2 separate regions of the Homo sapiens genome follow, and region 1 is linked to region 2. A link is a loop called in an ENCODE intact Hi-C map of the cell type or tissue named here. Cell type or tissue: CD4-positive, alpha-beta T cell. All regions are shown on one strand.

Region 1 (8,000 bases), 600 kb after region 2:
TGCCGCCACATCCCTGAACTCAGGGTCTTACCCCCAGCGCCGGGACGCACCCAGAGTTACTGCCTCAATTCCAGCCCCTCCCAACACCCCAAAATGCAGCCCTCTGAGATGATCACCCGAACCACCCTCCTTAGTGCTGGGAAATAGGGTCTCACTTGGCACCCCGAGAGATACACACACGCACACACACTCCTTATTGCCAAAACTGCCCCTGACCACACTCTGTTTGACTTTCAATGACCCCTCAACAATCCCAGACAGGCCCCACCAGCACACTCCGTACACCCAAGGCACAAGAAGTGACACCCCCCGCCGCTGGACACCAGAGACCTAGCTGGCCACCCCCACCCTCACCCAGAAACAGCAACGCCCTGAGACACACACACCTGCACCCCTAGAGACCCCTAGACCTAGCCAGCACCCCCACCCAGGAAACAGCAACACCCCGAGACATACCCTGACACCCCTGAACACCCCAAGGCCTAGCCAAGCACCCCTCCTTGCCCCAGAAACAGCACCCTAAGACACACACCCCCACACCCCGGGACACCCCAAGACACAGTCACTCCGTTGCACTCCCCACCACCAGACACTGCCAGTTACACCTGCAATTGCCCTGGAACACAGAGCCGGTTATCACATCCCTTACCCACGACACAGCCCTCCCTCATTGCGTCACGAGCCATCAACACTCTTGATAGACTCACAGTGCTACCCAACACCCGAGACACACATAGCCACACCCCTTCACCACCGCAAGCGGCTCCCAGCACAGACACCTGAGGAGCCCACAGGTGCCCGGGGATGCCCTGAGTCACCAGGACTGCGGCTCCCCGACTCCACCCGGGTCTGTCCACCAACACCCAGCCCCCAGGGTCTTCCCCTTTTCCCCCTTCCCCTCTTCCTGGTGGCCCAGTGCCCGCCCGCCTTTTGGAACGAGGATTGCAAGCTGGCCTCGGACTTCCCCACAGCCTCTCGGCTCACCCCCAAGCATTCCTGTGGGGCCTTCTGGCCCAGCGCCCCTTGCTTCAATCCCTTCCCTTCCCTCCAGGTCTGGCCAGGGTCCCACCCCGCCTTTCCCTGATCACCCTCAATCCTCGAAGATGAGTGGGTTGTCAAAACAAGTATGCTGGGTTTATGTCTAGGACAAAGCAGGGTGCCCCATGGACGCCTGCGTGTCCAGCATTGGGCCGGGTGGGGTGGGGGCTGCCTCACGCCTGCCCCCAACCTCCCGGTGTAGGGGTGGGGCTCTGGCAGGCCTGAGGTTCCATCTTTCTATTTCCAAGCCAGGTTTCAATGCCCTGGTGCTCCCCACGGTCCGGGGGTTGTCACCAGCTGCAGACAGCAGCCTTGTGAAGCTCCAGGGGGTAGGAGGCCTTGTGGGAGAGGGGGCAGGATTTGAACCCTCAGTAGTCCAGGAAGCTCTGGCCCTGCCTGGAAGCCTGGTGGCCTGCAGCCAGAAGGAACAGTGGGAGGGGGCAGGTGGCTTGGTGCCAGCTCCTAATTCAATTTGGAGCCTGCGGAAGATGGATTTCAGCTGCTGAATTCTTTCTCAGCCCCAATCTTCCCCCTCTCCCACCCCGAAGCCACACAGGTCCAACAGCAGATAGATTCTTTATGTTCAAGACAGCAAATTCAGATACAAAAACCCACCGCCATCGTCCCTCCCTCCCTCCTGCTCTGGGCCAGGGATGGGCCTGGAAGGAGAGATGGGAGGTGGGGAGGAGGTTGCGGGGTTCACAGCAGACTCGTGTCAAATGCGGAGGTAACAGGCTCCACAGGGAGGGGGCTCCTCTCAGGAGGGGTGAGGGCATTATTGCATTTGCTGGGGGGAAGGACAACCCTCTCCCCTGTATTCCCTGCGTCAGGAAACTAGGAAGGTCATGACCCCCAAACAGAACCCAAGGCCCCAGGGAGACAGAGGGACCAGTTTGGCAGCTGATGGTGGAAAGTGGTGGAGGCGGGGGTGGCCGCCCAATTTGGCTGATCCCTCCCCTCCCTGTGCCTGACCCAGCTGAGGTAGGTGGGGAACAGGGCACAGGGGGGCCGGGGACCCCGGCCAGACTGGGAACCAGGGAGGGGATGGTACCGATTGGAGCGGGGCAGGGGGCCTGGCCCCACCTCCCCTCACCATCGTCCTTGGGCTGCTGAGCTAGGCTCAGGCTGGAGGCTCGGGTCCTGACGTCAGTGTCCCTGCTGGGGGCCCCCACCAGGTTGCGCCCGGGTCATCATCGCAGGGTCCGGGGGCAGTCCTAGTAGCGGCCGACCTTGGCGTCCCCAATGGCGCCCCAGACGTCAAAGACGAACTCGTCAGGGAAGGCAAAGTCACCCAGCCGTTCGTCCAGGGCCTCGGCCAGCTCATCCGGGTTCCTTTTGTCCTTTCCCAGCTCCACCATGGTGGCCGCTATTGGGGGAGGGGTCAGAACGGAGGCACAAATGACACCAGGGACCAAGGGGCTCAGGGTGGATTCGGCCCCCAGCAGACCTAGATGCCCCCTCCCCCAGGCAGCCCTCACTCACCCAGCTCCGTGTCCCTGATACCCATGTAACTCTCCAGCAGGTCATCCACCTTCTCAATGGCCTTCTCTTCAAAGGCAGAGGGCTGGGGGCCAGGGAGGGGTGACAGCGACATCATAACAATGTGAATATACATAGTAATTGGACGGACTGCCATTGTCACCACTTTACATATATTCGTATTTAGACCTCAGGACAACCCTGAGAAGGTGGTATCGGTGTTCAGCTCATCCCCATTTTACTGATGGGCAAACTGCGGCCCATGTGCCCAAGGAAGGTCCCTGGGAGCTGGGAAGTGGCAGAAGTGGACTAGAATCCAGGCTGTCTGCCCAGAGTCCCCTCAGCTAACAGGTAATGCTGCCGGTTATGAAAAGGAAGGGAGGGCTGGGCGCGGTGGCTCATGCCTATAATCCCAGCACTTTGGGAGGCCAAGGAGGCTGGATCACCTGATGTCAGGAGTTCGAGACCAACTCCTGGCCTGGCCAACATGGTGAAACCCCATCTCTACTAAAAATACAAAAATCAGCTGGGCATGGTGGTGGGCACCTGTAATCCCAGCTACTTGGGAGGCTGAGGCAGGAGTATCGCTTGAACCTGGGAGGCAGAGGTTGCAGTGAGCCGAGATTGCACCACTGCACTCCAGCCTGGGTGACAAGAGTGAGACTCTGTCTCAAAAAAAAAAAAAAGAAAGGGAAGGGATGCCGGAGATAGGGTCCGGCTGGAGCACTCACCAGATCCTCCACCGTGGCGGGGCCCCGGGATCGGAGCCGCAGGGTCCCTCGGCCAGTGCCCAGTTGTGGGCCAGAGCCAGGGCGGCCACCCGCTGAACGCTGGCTGATCATGTCTGTGGGAGGCAGGAGAGGAGTGAGTGTGGGGGAAGCTTGGTTTTAGCACGTTCTGGGCAGGAACTTGTCCTTCCTGGCTTTCACCACCACCCCAAACTTCTCCAGGCTTCTGCAAGTTTCTGGGGGCTGGGGCCGGGGTGATCCCAGGAGGGCAGGAATCCTGACTCAGGCCTGGCATGGATGTGGGGCAGAGCAGGGGGAACAGCTGGGGGCCAGGAATAGGAAATGCTGGAGGGGAGACTGGAGGGGCCACTTCTGCTCCCAGGGGCTGGGGGACAGGAAGCAGGTGTACCCCAGCCTGAGTCTCCAGCTGCCTGAGTCCGTCTCCTCTTGGCCAAGGGGGTATGGCTGCTGGGCCACAGACCAGCCCTACCTGCCCAGGGAAGTGATTTAGTCCCCCACCCCCACCTCAGGGGCCTGGGGCCCATTCCTGAGAGTTAGTGAAGCCAGATGGAAAAGTGGGGGGGCTGGCACTGAGCAGTCAAGCCTGGCCTGTTGGGGATAGGGGGCTGGCCAGGGCTGAGGGCGCTTGGCTGGGCTAATGGCCCCTGGAAGCTAGGTGTGAGGGCAACTTCCTCCTCGCCCCCGCCCTTCTCCCAGGCTGGGCCAAGGGCCAGCACCCCGTCTGGGGTCGGGAGGAGCTGCAACCCCTTCCCTTTCTGCAACCCCTTCCCTTTCGGCAGGCCAGGCTTGGGCGCCACCTGCTGGCCGCTCCCGGCACCACCGCCTGCGCCCATGCGAGCAGCGCCACTGGGGAGGTCCAGGGGGCGGCTCCTCACCGAAGGCCTTGCGAGGCTCCGTGAGCTTCAGCGTGAAGGTACGGCCTCGGGGCAGCTCCTTGAGCAGCCGGGCCACCTCGTAGTGCCGGCAGCCCAGCAGGCTCTGCCCGTTAATGGCCTCGATCATGTCGCCCACGCTGATGAGGTGGATGTGGTCGATCACGCTGCCCTCCTTGATGCGCTGCGGGGGCGGGGAGTCATCAGCCCTTGGGGCTCTGCCCTGGTTTCCGGGGTCCCATGGCCCACCCTCACTCCCAGGCCTCCGGGGTGCCCCGTCTCCCCAGGCACCTTGATGAAGGCGTAGCCAGCCCCGTTGTCCGTGATGGTGAGCCCGAGTGCATCCTCCGACTTGAACACCTCCACCTCCTTGCGCTGCCCCTTCACGTGGGCGAAGATGAAGTCCTCCAGCCCGATCTGGCCCCCCAGGAGCTTGTCCATGTCCACTTTGTGGGTGTTCAGGGTGCAGAACATCACCTGCAGGGGTGGGAGACGCTGAAACCTCTTCCCCCTCCCTCCCCCTTTTCTAATCACCACTGGAGGGCGAAGGGAGAGAGCTGGGAGAGGACTAGGGGGATTCCATCCCAGTAACTCATCACCCACTGAGCCTGAGCCAGGGCCACAGCAGGGCCCACATTAGCGTGTCAGCTCTGCTAGGACTAGGATTTAGTTTTCCTTTCTCTTTTTGAGACAGGGTCTTGCTCTGTCACCCAGGCTGGAGTGCAGTGGTGCCATCATAGTCACTGCAGCCACAACCTCCCAGATTCCGGCAATCCTCCCACCTCAGCCTCCCAAGTAGCTGGAACTACAGGTGCTCGCCACCATGCCTGGCTAATTTTTGTATTTTTTGTGGAGATATGGGGTCTCACTATGTTGCACAGGCTGGTCTCCAACTCCTGGGCTCAAGTGATCCTCCTGTCTCAGTCTCCCGAGTAGCTGGGACCACAGACACGTGCCACCACACCCACATAGTTAAAATAATTTTTTTTAGAGATGGGAGCCTCATTATGTTGCCCAGGCTGGCCTGGAACTCCTGAGCTCCAGTGATCCCCCCATCTCAACCTCCCAAGTAGCTGGGACTATAGGTGTGCACCACTGTACCCAGCTAGGATTTCGGTCCTAGCAAAAATTCATTGCTGTGCCAGGTGCGGTGGCTCACGCCTGTAATCCCAGCACTTTGGGAGGCCGAGGTGGGCAGAACACGAGGTCAGGAGATCGAGACCAACCTGGCCAACATGGTGAAATCCTGTCTCTACTAAAAATACAAAAATTAGCTGGGTCTGGTGGCGGGCGCCTGTAATCCCAGCTACTCGGGAGGCTGAGGCAGGAAAATGGTTTGAACCCAGGAGGTGGAGGTTGCAGAGAGCCAAGATCGTGCCACTGCACTCCAGCCTGGTGACAGAGCAAGACTCCATCTCAAAAAAAAAAAAAAAAAAAAAAAAAAAATTCATTGCTGCTTTCAGGGAACGGAGCCTGGCACACAGTGAGTGCTCAGGAAATGCTTGTGGAGGACACAGAAACTCATCCCACTTAGGGAGACCCCTGCGTCTACTTCTTGCTCAAACCCACTATTGCCCTCCTTGACCCCCTCCCATCTATCCCCACAGTGCTTGGCACCAGGCAAGCCTGCCTCCCACAGCGTTGAGTTTCTCCAAGGCATCACGGAGAAGTGCATCTCGTATCTGGCCTCTAGCCTCCACCATCTCATGGGGCACTGGCCTCCCAATGCCTGACAGGAACTCAGCATCCAGCCCTGGCCATCAGCTCCCACAGTCTGTAGAGGTGCAGGCCTCTCAGTGTCTGATGGGAACTCAGCATTTAACTGTGGCCATCAGCTCCCCACAATCTACTGGGGTGCAGGCCTCCCAACGCCTGATGGGAACTCAGCGTCCAGCCCTGGTCGTCAGTTTTGCACAATCGACTGGGATGCAGGCCTCTCAATCCATCCATCCAATCAATCCATCCAGCCCTGGCCTCCCACAGTCCATTGGAGCTCAGGTCTCTCAGTGCCTGTTGGGAACTCAGCATCCACCCCTAGTCTTGCACAATCTACTGGGGGTACACCCCTCCTAATGCCTGATGGGATGTCAGCATGCAGCCCTGGCCATCAGCTCCCACAATCCACTGGGGCACAGGTCTCCCAGTGCCTGATGGGAACTCAGCATCCAGCCCTGGCCTCCAGTTCCCCACAATTCACAGGGGCACAAGCCTCCCAGTGCCTCATGGGGACTCAGCATCCAGCCCAGGCCATTGGCCCCCACCACTGAGTGGGGCCCAGGCTCAGCATCTGCAGCTTCAGCATCTGAGCCCCAGCTCATGAACAGGATGCAGGCCCAGACCTCTGGTCCACCATCAGGGACCCTGGTGCCCGGCTCCCCAGTGGATACCTCGGCAGTTGGCAGGCGGAAGGCCTCGGCGATCTTGCCATACAGCTCCTTGACGTTGGTGAAGCCCTCGATGCGGCCAGTGGGACTGCCATGGGCCAGCTGGGTGTGGAACACGAGGCGGGGCCGCAGGGCTGGGGGAGGGGGGGGCAAGCCCATTTGGGGGCCCCCCGACCCACCTCCGCCCAGAGGCCCTGGCTCCCCCACGCCCAGCCCTCCACGGCCTGGCTCAGCCTCCTCATTTTCCACTAGAGGGGGCGCCTTTTTCCGCCGCCCCAGTCCCAGCGGCATGAGCAGCGAGAAGTGGGGTCACCAGAAGATCTGCAGGACAGGAAGTGGGGCTCAGGGCCTGGGCAGAGGCCTTGGGTGCCCCTCCCACACTACTCGAACCATACAGGCCCAAGGAAATACTCAGAGAACAAATTGGCCTCGGTTGAAATCCTCATCTCTTGTATAGTGACAGGACACTTATATAAAAGTAATAATAGGGCTGGGTGCGGTGGCTCACGCCTGTAATCCCACCACTACGGAAGGCTGAGGTGGGCGGATCACTTGAGGTCAAAACTTTGAAACCAGCTTGGCCAACATGGTGAAACCCCACCTCTACTAAAAATATAAAAATTAGCCGGGTGTGGTGGTGTGCACCTGTAATCCCAGCTACTTGGGAGGCTGAGGCACAAGAATAGCTTGAACTGGAGAGGTGGAGGTTGCGGTGACCCAAGATCGCACCACTGCACTCTAGCCTGGGTGACAGACTAAGGCTCCGTCTATAAATAAAATAAAATAAAATAAAAAGCTCACACCTGTAATCCCAGCACTGTGGGAGGCTGAGACGGGAGGATCACTTGAGGTCAGGAGTTCGAGATGCCTGACCAACATGTCGAAATCCCATCCCTACCAAAAACACAAAAAAATTAGCCAGGCATGGTGGCGCATGTCTGTAATCTCAGTGATTCAAGAGGGTGAGGCATAAGAATTGCTTGAACCCAGGAGGCAGAGGTTGCAGTGAGCCAAGATCACACCACTGCACTCCACCCTGGGCAAAAGAGCAAGACTCTGTCTCAATAATAATAATAATAATAATAATAATAATAATAATAATAATAATAATAATACCAGCTAGGATTATTGCTTTGTGACCTTCCTTGTGTGTTTCATTTGTTGTTGTGACAGGGTCTTGCTCTGTCACTTAGACTGGAGTGCAGTGGTATAATTAAAGCTCACTGCAGCCTTGATCTCCCAGGCTCAAGGGATCCTCACACCTCAGTCTCTCAAATAGCTGGGCCCATAGGCACATGCCATGAAGCTCAGCTAACCTTTATTTTATTTTTTTGAGATGGAGTCTCACTCTGTCCCCTAGGCTGGATTGCAACGGTGTGATCTTGACTCACTGCAACCTCTGCCTCTCAGGTTCAAGTGATTCTTGAAGAAGAGACCCTGACTCTTTTTTTTTTTTTTTTTTTGAGACTGAGTCTCAC
Region 2 (8,000 bases):
CCTCAGTTTGCTCATCCATTCAATGGGGGTTCCACTAAGACAACCGATGTGAAAACTCTTGGAGGGAGACCAGAGCTGGGGGCCGGGGGGCATGATCCTTCCCCCCTACCCCCGCAACCAGCCCATGAGCCTGGGACTACCACACTCCTTTCAGAGACAGCTGGAGCATCAGCAACCTCCCGCCTGGACACACACACACACAAAGAACCCAGGGGCACCTGGCCACTCCCCCGCCCAGGGGAAGGAAGAAAAAGTTATAAAGAAGTTACTAAGTTAACTTCTTTAAGTTACTGGTAACTGCTAGTCTTTGGGGGTGGGGTTTCCAACCCATTCTCCCCATCCTCCAGTGGGGCTGGAGGGCTAAGGACTCCTACAAGGAGGGGAGGCAGGGTAGCCCCCCAATTCCCTGGAGGTGTGTACGGGGGGCTGTGGTGCACCTCGCAGGATGCCCCCCCACACACCCTGTGTCCTGTAGTCCCCCGGCACAGCCAGAGGCCATACAGCCCTTTAGGAGGAGTATTAGTGGGGCACCAGGCCCCCCTGTGACAATAAGGAACCTCCCACAGCCTGCTCCTCCCTCTTCACACCCCCTTGGAGGTAAAAGGAGGGTCGGCCAGCACAGACTCCCAGGCTCCAGAGAGGGGAAGGAAGGGGCAGCAGAGAGGGGTCAGAAGGAGGGAGCTTAAGCCAGGCAGGGTTACTTGTCTCTGTGACTCCTTCCGCCTGGCACATGCTGCCCAGCTATGGGGACCTTTGACCTGTGGACAGATTACCTGGGTTTGGCACACCTGGTTAGGGCTCTGAGTGGGAAAGAGGGTCCTGAAACCAGGCTGAGCCCCCAGCCAGAGCCAGAGCCAATGCTGGAGCCGGTGTCAGCCCTGGAGCCGATGCCAGCGCCGGAGTCGGTGCCAGTGCCGGGACCCAAGGATCAGAAGCGCAGCCTGGAGTCCTCGCCAGCTCCCGAACGCCTGTGCTCTTTCTGCAAACACAACGGCGAGTCCCGGGCCATCTACCAGTCCCACGTGCTGAAGGACGAGGCTGGCAGGGTGCTGTGTCCCATCCTGCGGGACTACGTGTGTCCCCAGTGCGGCGCCACACGTGAGCGCGCCCACACCCGACGCTTCTGCCCACTTACTGGCCAGGGCTACACCTCCGTCTACAGCCACACCACCCGAAACTCGGCAGGCAAGAAGCTGGTCCGGCCTGACAAGGCGAAGACACAGGACACAGGCCACCGCCGAGGAGGAGGAGGAGGAGCAGGTGCCTGCACAGGTGGCTGGGGGGGACCTGTCCGAGGGTAGTGGCTGAGCCCCCCTGTGAAGTAAGATTAGCCCCAGTACCCACCTCCAAGGGTTAGGGGAAGACCTTAGAGAGAGCTTAGAACAGCAGTTGATTTTATTTACGTATTTATTTATTTATCTTGAGACAGGTCTCTTTCTGTTGCTCAGGCTGGAGTGCAGTGGCGCCATCTCGGCTCACTGCAACCTCCACCTCCTGGATTCAAGCGATTCTCCTGCCCCAGCTTCCTGGGTAGCTGGGATTATAGGCGCGCGCCACCACACCCGGCTAATTGCCACCATGCCCGGCTAAATTTTGTATTTTTAGTAGAGATGGGGTTTCACCATGTTGGCCAGGCTGGTCTCAAAACTCCTGATCTCGTGATCCGCCCACCTCGGCCTCCCAAACTGCTGAGATTACAGGCGTGAGCACCGCACCGAGCCAGTTTGTTTATGTATTTATTTATTTATCTTGAGACAGAGTCTCTTTCTGTCACCCAGGCTGGAGTGCAGTGGCATGATCTTGGCTCACTGCAACCTCTGCCTTCCGGGTTCAAGCGATTCTTCTGCCTCAGCCTCCTGAGAAGCTGAGATTACAGGCGCCTGCCACCATGGCCAGCTAATTTTTGTATTTTTAGTAGAGATGGGGTTTCACCATGTTGGCCAGGCTGGTCTCGAACTCCCAACCTCGTGATCCACCCTCCTCAGCCTCCCAAAGTGCTGGGATTACAGGCATCAGCCACCACATCTGGCCCGCAGGGTTATTATAGATGCAGAAAGAAGACTTTTATTTTATTTATTTATCAATTTATTTTTCTTCCTTTTTTTTTTTAATTTTTTTTTTTGAGATAGAGTCTCGCTCTATCCACCCAGGCTGGATGGAGTTCAGTGGTGCGATCTTGGCTCACTGCAACCTCTGCCTCCTGGGTTCAAGCGATTCTCCTGCCTCAGCCTCCCGAGTAGCTGGAATTACAGGCGTGCACCACCATTCCTGGTGTGTTTTTTTTTTCCTCCCATAGAAACAGGGTCTTACTATGTTTCCCAGGCCGGTCTCAAACACGGCTTAGGTGATCCTCCTGCCTAGGCATCCCAAAATGCTAGGATTATAGGCGTGAGCCACCACGCCTGGCCCCAGTGAGGTTTTCTTTCTTTCTTTCTTTTATTTGATTATTTTTCTGAGATGGAGTCTTGCTCTGTCACCCAGGCTAGAGTGCAGTGGCGCGATCTTGGCTCACTGCAACCTGTCTCCCGGGTTCAAGCGATTCTCTTACCTCAGCCTCCCGAGTAGCTGGGATTACAGGCACCCACCACCACGCACGGCTAATTTTTGTATTTTTAGTACAGACGGGATTTCACCATCTTGGCCAGGCTGAGTCTTGAACTCCTGACCTCGAGATCCACCCGCCTTAGCCTCCCGAAGTGCTGATATTACAGGCTTGAGCCACCATGCCTGGCCCCCAGTGAGGTTTTAAAAGAGAAACTCGTTCTAGCAACTTAAATTGCCTTTGAGGAAGTCAGCTAACAGAGGAGGGGCCAGTCTAACTAGGTGTGTTTGGGCACTGCCTCCCCCAGCAGACTGTGAGCTCCTGGAGGATAGTGACTGGGAGAGGACGACCCCTCCCAACTACTCTCAGGCAGCTTTGCAGTGAACATTTCTTAAAGTCATGAAAGGGTCAGGTGTGATGGCTTACACCTGTAATCCCAATACTTTGGGAGGCCAAGGCAGGAGGATCGCTTGAGCCCAAGAGTTTGAGACCAGCCAGGGCAACATGGTGAAACCCAGTGTCTACAAAAAATTAGCTGGGCATGGTAGTGTGTGCCTGTAGTCCCAGCTACTTGGGAGGCTGACGAGGGAGGATCGCTTGGGTCCAGGGGACAGAGGCTGCAGTGAGCTGAGATGGTGCCACTGCACTGCAGCCTGGGCAACACAGCAAGACCTCGTCTTAAAAAAAAAAAAAAGCACTGGTCATGGTGGCTCATGCCTGTAATCCCAGTACTTGGGGAAGCTGAGGCAGGTGGATCACCTGAGGTCAGGAATTCAAGACCAGCCTGGCCAACATGGTGAAACCCCGTCTCTACTGAAAATACAAAAAATTAACTGGGCATGGTGGCATGCGCCTGTAATCCCTGCTACTCGGGGGGCTGAGACAGGAGAATCGCTAGAACCCGGGAGGTGGAGGTCGCAGTGAGCTGAGGTCACGTCACTGCACTCCAGCCTGGGCGACAGAGTGAGACTCCGTCTCACAAAAAAAAGAAAGCATGAAAGACTGCCTCCAGGAGAAGATAGTGTTTCCTGTGAGGTTTGATGCTGTCTCACTGGGAGACGCTGGAGGCCAAAAGGACATAGGGAAGATGGTGTCCTGCGGCCAGCCTTTCTGATGAACAACTTTTGGGAGTAACAGATCCGGGGACCCCAGAGCACGGCGGCCACGAGAGGGCACCACAGTCGCAGAATCGGAACTCCTGTGCTTTGTCTCGGGCTCTGGGTCCCAGCGGGGCCGCCCGGCGGAGCCAGAGACGTCACGGGGTCGCTGTCTCCGGAGCAGCCCCTGGGTGGCGCCAGAGGTCCAGCAGGCCCGGAGGCCGAGTCCGTGGGCAACTTGGGGAGCGTTGAGTCATCGCCTGTGATTAAGCATTTCTCTCCCTCCCCCTCCACTAGGTTTCAGAGGTGCCGGGAAGTCTGAGCCTTCGCCCTCCTGCTCTCCCTCCATGTCCACCTAGGAGGCTGCCTACACCTGGGCAAGGGCACCCGGGCTCGGCTGGATTTCCAGGAAGACCCACCCTATGACGACTGCCCCCACTCCCAGACCCTCCCCCCAGCCTGGGATTGAGCCCTGGGGATGACCCGGGGTTGGCAAGGGAAGAGCTGAAATCGCCCTGTCCTTGGGGACCCCACCCTTTGTGCCATCTGCCGTTTCCCTAGTGCTGGGCATCCAGTCAGCCCTCAATAAATGCTTATGAATGGATCAACAACAGACAAGCCCTGGTCTTGGGACAAGGTGTAGTGTGAACCTTGCTGGGAGTCCTGTACCTAGATCTCCCCTTCTCCTTCTTTGAGTTTCGGCACCCTGGGGTGCTGGGGTGAGCTGCTTTGTGCAGAGAAACACAAGTGGGTGCCTTGGGGTAGCTGGGGGGGTTCATGGCACCTCAAAGCCAGATCGACATCATGAGACCCTTTCTGTGGACATTTGGTCTTTCAGCCACCCCCTGCACTGACATGCAAGATGGGTGGACTCCTCCCATCCCACCCCCAGCTCCGTACTGGAGGTGGGGGCTTCATTTGAGGAAGAAATTGACACACAACTAGACAGAGCCCCCCCCCCCGACATCCTCATCACTAAGGAAGGTGAATGTTTATGTCACCATGGATGCCCCAGTGACAAGCCAGGCAGTTTAGAGCAAGGGAGGGACATTTAGGGGGCAGGGAATGGGACCATGTCCTGGGTGGGCTTGGGCAGGAGCAGAAGGATGGGGCTGTTCTGGCAGGGCGGGGGGGAAATGCATGTGGGGGAATCCCCACACCCCTGCCTGCCTCCTCCACCTCCAGATCTTGTCCTGTTGGGGCAACAGGTGGCAGTGCTCAGGAAGCCAGTGCGCCCACTGTGCAGTCCACATTCCTACCCCGCCCCCGTCCCACAAACCAGCCCTGAGGCCTGTGGTCTGGCAGCGGGGAGCAGGAATCGAGCTCTTTGCTGTCCCCTCTGCCCTTGGCTTTCCGACTTAAAAGACTTAAATTGGAACCGGAGGCCCTGGGGATGGGGGTGGGCTCTTGCAGACAGCTGGGTCGTGGAGGGGGAAGTGGGGAGGAGGAGAAAGAAAACAGAAGGATCCCAGCGGCTCCCAGGGTCTGGGAATGGAGTTACAGTTTCCTAGGGCAGAGCCGCTGGGGCTGGAGACCCGGGGAACTGGGCTTACACCAGGGCATGTCCTGGTGGACAGGGGGCTCACCTGGGTGTGAACCCACCCTGCTCTTTCCTCCCCTCCTGCATCAGGTCTCCAGGGTGTAAGGCTGCAGGGTGGGAGGAGGACCCCGCCTGAGCCATGGGAGCTGGGGTGCAGGAGTCACAGAGTGCTTCATGATGTCGAAGGTCCAGTCAGCCTTTCAGTGACAGATTTCACAGAGGCATTGTTTTCTGTAAACTGGGGATGACAGCAGCCCCTGTGGTTGCTAACAGGACTGTCATCTGGCTCGAGAGGCTTGCGTGGGATGAGAAATGCCACGACTTCAGCCATGTTTGCATCCATAACCTCCTGGGATGGCCTCCTTCCTGTCTGGGGCCCACAGGCAGCTTGTCCTGGAGGATGGGCCAAGCCACCGGAGCGCAGGACTCACCCTGCAGCTGGATGATCGCCCAGGGCGTCTCTTAGGCTTCGACCCGCGTGTATGCTCAAGAGCCTGCACACAGATGTGGGCACACAGTCACCCACCCCTGGAGATTCGCCCCCCCCTTGCTTTCCCAGGGAAGCTGAGGCATAAAACTCGTAGAGGGCGAGGAGGAGGAAGTGGGTAGAGAGGTTTGTGGGCGGAAGGTGAAGGAACTGAAGCCTCAGCCCCAAACAGCAGGTCACGGGGCCTCTACAGAATCATTTATTATGGGTCTTCCCAGAAGAAATAAAATGGAAATGGGGAGAAAGAAAACAAAGGGAGCTCTCTTCTCCTCCAGGAAAGAAACAAATTCTGAACCATCCATACTTGGCTCAGGACCCTAAAATTTGCAAATCCGGACAGGATGGGCCCTGCTCAGAGGTGGCCAGCTTCCTGGAGCCCAGGCCCGCTTGAAGTCACTGGGGCTGTGGGAGACACAGTTTCCCTCCCTGAAGCCAAGGGTGGCAAATGACCTTGACCCTGGCCAGGTGAGGCCAGGACCTCACGGCCTCCTTTGTGTTGTCCATGGAAGACCAACTTCCGGGCAACTGAAGGGAGGTTTGTAGGGTCCACTAGGACCCCCTGGAGCATCTTGGAGGAGGTCTGCGGACATGGGGGCTGGGTGGCAAAGGAAACACAGACCTCAAAGTGGCCTACAACTCCCTCCAGGGTGGGTCCCCTCGAGGGATATTCCCAGGCCCCTTGGAAGGGTAAGGCAGGGGGGCTTTGCCTCCCAGCTTTGTCTTCCGGTAGTTAAGGCGCTTGAAAGCTTCCAGGTCCCGGTGGGTGCCCATGATCAGCCGGCTGTGGGGGAAACACAGGCATGCGTGTGGGGCTCAGTGGTCACCAGGTGACAGAGGGGGCCGCGCCTCACAGCCACATGGTCACCAATGACTCAGGTGCACACACACGGCTCACACACGTGCACATAACCAGAAAGGGCCTGTTGTAGCACAGGCTGGGCCTGTTGCAGCCTTTCTTCAGAGCCTGTGTTCTGCAAAGGACGGGGGAGGGGGGCCACGGTGAGGACCCAGCAGCAGTGAGGTGCCTGACCCTCGCTGCCCACCTAGGGGCTTCACACTTCAGTCCCTCCCTGCTCCTCTGAGTCCCCACTGGCCTCCCGCAGACCCTGTGCCGTGAGTCCAAGCCCACCCCGTACTTCAGGTTGGAGAGCTCAACGATGAGGCCACGCACGACGTTGGTGGCATCCTCCATCCTGGAGGCCTCAGAGGCCTGGATCCCCACGAAGGTCCTGGCCAGCAGGGAAGGAAATTGAGAGTGGCCCGACCTCACTGGACTACCAGAGCTCTCCAGTGGGAGGGGCTTCCGCAGGGCCTCGCGCCATCTTTTCCAGGTGTCCAGCCTGTCCTCCTCTGTTCACGACAGAACCCTGATGGCCAACCCAGCTGGCTCCACTGCCCAGCAGGCCCAGAACCCAACCGCTTCTCCCCTACCTGCCCTGCCCTCTCAGGACGCTGCTGCCACCGCCTCCCTATCTCCTGCCCCTGTGGCTTGTCCCCCACAGGCACTGGGGGCTGTGAACTTGGAAACCTAGCTCAGAGGCAAGCCCTCTCCTCCCGCAGCTGTGCACCACCTGCCTGCCCCGTGCCCTCCCCTCATCCCCCGCTTCTCCCCTCCCCTCGGCTCTAGCCACACTAGACTCCTGGCCATTCCTTGAGCACCTCTCAGGATTCTGGAATGTTCTTTCCCAAATGTCTCCTCCTGGTGGTGGCTTCCCTGATTCCTCCTTACATTTTAACCCCTTCTCCGCTGCCTTTTTTTCCCCAACACTCTGCCATCTGACTATCTAATCTGCTGTCTCTCATGTCCCCACACCCCGAATCCCCCAGTAGCATTCAACTCTGTGTTTTGTCCCACACTGCCTCCCCAGCACCCAGGGCAGTGCTAGAAAGGCCAGCCCAGATGGCATTCATATCCTTGGAAGGTTTGGGAGGTCAAGGTGGGAGGATGGCTTGAACCCAGGAATTCAAGACCAGCCTCGGCAATGTAGTGAGACCCCCATCTCTACAAATAATACAAAATTAGCCAGGCATAGTGGTGCGCGCCTGTAGTCCCAGCTACTCAGGAGGATGAAGTGGGAGGATCAGTTGAGCCTGGGAGATGGAGGCTACAGTAAGCTATGATCCTGTACACCAGCCTGGGCAACAGAGCAAGACTCTATCTAAAAAATATCCCGCCAGGCACGATGGCTCATGCCTGTAATCCCACCACTTTGTGAGGCTGAGGCAGGTGGATTACTTGAATCCAGGAGTTTGAGACCAGCCTGGGCAACACGGCAAAATCCCATCTCTAAAAAAAAATATACAAAATTAGCCGGGTGTGGTGGCGGGTACCTG

What was found. Hi-C counts contacts between places; a loop is a spot of excess contacts. Peaks named below come from ENCODE experiments on the same cell type or tissue, not always from the same donor. Only the 100,000 strongest peaks of a DNase experiment are listed, where the experiment ranks them.
Region 1: a loop joins it to region 2, with 3 times the contacts of the local background. A loop is called at or near these places in 11 of 110 quality-filtered maps.

What each region holds. Positions count from the first base shown.
Region 1 is chr19:14,476,164-14,484,163 of GRCh38, forward strand. It overlaps GIPC1 (GIPC PDZ domain containing family member 1), which reads right to left. Exons shown (of 9, transcript NM_005716.4): 4 at 6,526-6,843; 5 at 4,430-4,615; 6 at 4,142-4,322; 7 at 3,249-3,361; 8 at 2,521-2,602; 9 at 1,599-2,404. The coding sequence starts at 6,813. The coding sequence ends at 2,253. Among named protein-coding and RNA genes, the nearest start is that of PTGER1, 4.8 kb to the left of the region's middle. RefSeq lists a silencer at 261-743 and enhancers at 2,184-2,699, 3,785-4,379. In CD4-positive, alpha-beta T cell, CTCF peaks have their summits at 4,071 (motif pointing left) and 4,272; DNase peaks (open chromatin) are centred at 708, 2,110 and 4,078.
Region 2 is chr19:13,876,506-13,884,505 of GRCh38, forward strand. It overlaps NANOS3 (nanos C2HC-type zinc finger 3), which reads left to right and starts at 629. Exons shown (of 2, transcript NM_001098622.3): 1 at 629-1,260; 2 at 3,937-4,252. The coding sequence starts at 744. The coding sequence ends at 3,998. It overlaps BRME1 (break repair meiotic recombinase recruitment factor 1), which reads right to left. Exons shown (of 9, transcript NM_001345843.2): 8 at 6,803-6,895; 9 at 5,843-6,447. The coding sequence ends at 6,297. RefSeq lists enhancers at 3,491-3,640, 4,764-4,853, 5,444-5,593, 6,419-7,264. In CD4-positive, alpha-beta T cell, CTCF peaks have their summits at 3,772 and 3,977; DNase peaks (open chromatin) are centred at 3,806, 4,396, 4,816, 5,736 and 5 weaker places; H3K4me3 peaks cover 1,572 bases; H3K27ac peaks cover 1,063 bases.